2 separate regions of the Homo sapiens genome follow, and region 2 is linked to region 1. Evidence: read pairs that join two places in POLR2A ChIA-PET (ENCODE). Cell type or tissue: Panc1. All regions are shown on one strand.

Region 1 (2,500 bases):
CTACAAACGAGACTTTGGTGAGAGTTGTAAACTTGAACAAAACCAGTTACCATGAGATAGCTCCTTAGCCCTAGATGGTGACAAGTCTGAACATGCTGAAATTGAGATGATGCTTTGGTTTCTGTGTGCCTTTGCTGCATTTTGGCTTTTTACATCCAGGACTGCCTGTTTCTTGACCCATACTTTGCCCCAACAGTACCTGCTCTCCCTCTGTGCTAGTGAGGGTTTGGGGTTATAACTGTTAGACCGAGATAAGAGCGTAAGTTTTGGCTTCAGACAAACCTGAGTTTGTGTCCAAGCTCTGCCACTTAAGAACAGTATGAGTTGCTGCAGATTACACTGAGCTAATAATAATACTACCTAACAGGAATGTCATAAGTTAAATAATCAATTCATGCCAGGTACTTAGCCCAATGATGGAACGCAGCACGAACTCAATAAATGTTAGCTATCATTATCACTATTATTACTATTGTTATTCACAATATCATAAGGAAGAGAAACTTACATGCTTCCCCCAAAAAATACACTCTATATGATACAGTTGAAGAAGAGTTGGTGTTATATCATATTTCCAATGATCTTTGCCCTGTATTTCCTGTGGCTGAACCGATAATATTAGAAGCTGCTAACATTTTTTGAAGGTTTGTTGCATGTCACATACCATTCTAAATGCTTTACTTCAACCAACAACCCTGGGAGCTGTAGATACTCTTATTATCATCTCCACTTTACAGAAAAGGAAGTAAATTGCAGAATAATTATGCATTGCCCAAGATCACACATCTAATAATGGTTGTCTAGAGTTACAACCAAGGCAGTCTAGCTCAGAATCTGCAAGCTTAACTATCCACTGTCCTACCCTCCTGATAGAAGTTGGTGACCCCTCCGACTAGGATAGATTCCACTTCCAGGGACTTCAAAGAACTCTCAGCAGGAATTTTTAACTGACAATTTGATTTGACAGAATTGTCCTGCCTCTATGCTAATTGATCCCTTAAACTTAGGTTCAGAAAGAGTACATGGGTTGCCTGAAGTCCTGAAGCTAGTCTCTGACAGATCCTCAAGCAGCCCGACTGGAGCCAGGTTTCCATGAAAATTCAAAGAAAGGAAAAACCCAGATTGTAGTAGATTCTTCCCAAATACCCACAGGTCTGCATTTTAATTGATTATTGGGCTTAGCTACCAGATCCAAGGTTGATTTGCAAGGTCGATCCTACAGGGGCACTCTGCAGTCCCAGGGCAGAGCCCAGCCACAGGAATATGGGCTGAGAATCTACCATTATTCCTGGGAGAAGGAATTGGGGGAGTTGAGGACTGAAATCAGATCTTGGAGGAATAGTTACTGGGTGATGCAATGGAACTGACACCAGGATGGAGATTCTTGAGCTAAGCAGGACAAAAACTGTTCTCAGCCCCTGGGGGATATCCCACTGAAGTCAAGACTTTCATCCCAGAAAAGGAGGAGTTGAAATGGGTGGATTTCACTCTGAGTTGGGAGAATGATGTAAATACTACACTGAGTGGTACTGTACAAACCTTCTTTGACCTCAGCCCAGAGGGTATATCTTAAAGTTTCTTTAGGAGAAGAGAGTATCATATGAAGGAAAAGAGGCAGACCATTCTCCTGGTATCTAGTGATCAAGCTATATCTCTAGGACCAAGCAGGCTGGGAGAAGAAAATCATCCTCTATTTCTGTCACAGTTGCAAGTTTAACATCATCAGAAGTGTCACAGTCACTGAGTGTCAAGTGATGGCTGCCCACAGTGGCAGCCACAGAAAAGCTTTAATTCCCATCCAGAGAAACGTGAGCCACCTCACTCCACCCCCAGGACACTGCCAGGTGTAGAAGAAAGAACTGAAGGACTGGAAATACTAGCAATTTTCACAAGAAGAGGCTCTAAATCCAATACAGCTGATGGTGTCTTTAGGCCACCTGGGAAAATAAGAATATTATCCTTGTAATCCTCTCAACTATACCAAGAGACAGTTAGTCTTATTACTTCCAGTTTACAGATAAGGAAACCAGGATTGAAAGATTAAGTGGAAACTCCTCTTTTCTGTCCCTGACTTTCTGTCTGTGTACTCAGGGAGACTTCAGGCTTCTTGGAAGGATTGAGAAGAAGCTTCTACCTGTCCTTCCACCTCTCATTTCCTCCTCTCAAGACGACATATCTAAATAAGGAAAAACAGATTGGTTTTCCTTCTACATTCACACCGCTCTCAATACTTCACTCTGACAACAGATACGTGGGTTTTTCCCACACCAACCAATTTACCAACTCTCTGTGGACACCAACTGGATGTCCTAGAATTTAACTCAATTTGACATCAGATCTCACAGGTTAAGGGCTCAGTCCCACAAAACTGCCTCCCCCTGTTACAGTAGGTAGCTAGTCCCCACTCAGCCACCACACCAGGAATGTCAGCAACCATCAGGTGATGGTCAGGCAGCTGTTAACTGTCTCTCTAAAATAATAATTGGTCTCAGCCAGTGCC
Region 2 (2,500 bases), 230 kb after region 1:
TGGGCTTCCGGAAAGATTACATGAGATTATGTACTTAAAGGGGACTATGTTATTATAAACTTTAAATAAGTTTGTCGTTTCTTTGGTAGTACTCAACATGGGTAATCCCAATTAACATATATAACACTACCCGGCAAGGAATACTCTCTTGCTAGCGATGCCTACTGGAAAATTCTAGTCCCTAAAACTGAGATTTTAGGCCCCTCATTCCGGCATCTAACAGGACAGGAATTTGGTTTAAGAAGTAAAATTATTTTGTTTTCTCACTTTATCTATTGTTTGAAATGACATTGTCAAGTGTAAAAGAGGGGAAGGAAACCCACATATTATATGCATGTCACAGGTGCATGTGGTGTGTAAGGTAGGTAAGGTAGAGAGAGGAAGGAGAGAGGAGTAGACTGAGAAAGACAGGAAAAGAGGACTTCAACTTTATCTTCAAATTTTTAAATTTCAGGGGTGTAAAAATAGTTGAAGCAAGTAAAATAAAATGTTAACAGCAATTCAAGGCAGTGAGTACGTGGATGTTTGTTCTGATATTCTCTGTACCTTTTGGCATTTTTCCAATATCAAAATCATTTCCAACTAAACAAATTATTAATGGTCATAACAGTAATGCATTTTTTTATGGAAAGAACTTCATCAATATCCTGACCACCCTAATAATTGGTATAAACTTGTATCCTGTTTCTTTTTCTTGTCTTTATACATGGGTAAAGTCACTACAGAGTATAATGTATAATCCATTTCCATTTAGGAATATGCCAGGGTGGCCGGGTACAGTGGCTCACACCCGCAATCCCAACCCATTGGGAGGCCAAGGCGGGTGGATCTCTTGAGGCCAGGAATTTGAGACCGGCCTGGGCAATTATGACAAAACCTCATCTCTACAAAAAACACAATAATTAGCCAGGCATGGTGATGTGTGCTGTAGTCCCAGCTATTCAGGAGGCTGAGGTGGGAGGATTGCTTGAGCCCAGGAGGTTGACGCTGCAGTGAGACGTGATTGCTCCTCTGCATTCCAGCCTGGGTGACAAAGCAAGACCCCGTCTCAAAAAAAAAAAAAATTGTAATATGCAAGGATGGCAGAGGAGCTGCCCAGGGAATGAGACAGAAATGAGATCACTCACATACAAACAGTTTGACACCTACAGCCTCAAGTCTAGTCAGCTTCAGGGATTGTTGTTATTTTTTTGACCAGCTTGGTTTTTAAGTTTGCAAGCTCCCCATCATAACAGAATATCTTCCTGCTTTGGCTCTTTGGTTAGCTCTTCATCAGTCATAGATGATTGATTCATTCTACAGATGTGTATTGGGCACCTCTACTTTCCAGGCCCTGCGCTAGGCCCAAGGACACCGAATAAGTCAGGCCAGGAGGCTGCCCTCACATAACTCATGGACAAACCTGAGTGATGGGCAGGTAAGCAGCCCATGAGAGGTCCTACAAGGTGATGAGGTGCAATGATGGAGCAAGGCAGAGGGTGTGTGGGCACAGTGGTGGCTGGGGGATAAGGGAAGACTCCCCAGAAGAGGGGATAACTAGAAAGAATCTGGAAGGAAAGGGAAGAATTTGTTAACATTTAAAACTTGGGAGGTTATTTTGTTTTTAAATCCAGATGTTTGTCCTTATCTTAAAAAAATCAAAAGATCTGGCAGTACTTGGGAAGAGTCCTATAGGGCAGAAATTGGCCATACCTGAGTGGAAGACTGTTCCTGAGTGAGGTGCAGTGATCCTGCAGCCAAGCCCAGTCACACTCAACTGACACCATATGGGCCAGGGGCCTTCCCACGCCTGTGATTTCTCTCAGCTTTGGGGAAAGAGCACATTGGCTCCTCCAGGCAAAGGAAATGATTTGAGAGGTTCTGTCCAAGCCTCTTCCAGAGCCAAGATTGATTTCAGACTTTACCCTTTGGGAATAATCCAGAGCTCTTGCCTCTAGGCCATGCCCACTGCCTCAAGCCGGAGAAGTCTACCTAATGGTGATCTTGGGCACCGTGGAAGCCAGTCGGGGAGATGGCTTAGGGTGAGCAGTTAATTTGGTTCTTTTTAGATAATACCTCAGAGCCCACTTCCTTCCCTATGGCCTCACAGAGATTTGTTCCTGGGCAAATGAGGAGAGGAAAGAGGATAGTTAACCTCTCACACCCATGTGAGCTGAAGGGAGGTGATATTCAAGGAGGGTGGCCAAGAGATGCCTCGATCCCTTATTGATAGAAAGCCTACAGAGTAAAATTGTCATACCCTCAAACCTAATGAGATATTTTGTCGCTGTGTGTGCTGTTAAATGGTAACTACCTACCAGGCATTATTCCAGCATGGACCATTTGATCCTTACGAGAACCCTGGGAGGGAGGCTTTCTAACCAGTATTTTAGAAATGAGCAACTGAAGCTCAGAGAGTACATGTGGCTTGTCCAGGGTCAGGACCTGGTTGTCTAACTTAGAGACCTAAGATCTTCCTACTAATAACCACAGTCAACTGCCACCAACTCCTGGGAACCTC

Evidence for each region. ChIA-PET counts read pairs that join two places held together with the same protein. Peaks named below come from ENCODE experiments on the same cell type or tissue, not always from the same donor. Only the 100,000 strongest peaks of a DNase experiment are listed, where the experiment ranks them.
Region 2: POLR2A ChIA-PET joins it to region 1 with 6 read pairs; 2 of 35 experiments call an interaction of 5 or more read pairs at or near these places.

The regions. Positions count from the first base shown.
Region 1 is chr12:105,955,479-105,957,978 of GRCh38, forward strand. No RefSeq gene overlaps it. Among named protein-coding and RNA genes, the nearest start is that of NUAK1, 180 kb to the right of the region's middle. RefSeq lists an enhancer at 1-588. In Panc1, no CTCF peak of the experiment used is centred here; no DNase peak of the experiment used is centred here; H3K27ac peaks cover 600 bases.
Region 2 is chr12:106,182,004-106,184,503 of GRCh38, forward strand. No RefSeq gene overlaps it. Among named protein-coding and RNA genes, the nearest start is that of NUAK1, 44 kb to the left of the region's middle. In Panc1, no CTCF peak of the experiment used is centred here; no DNase peak of the experiment used is centred here.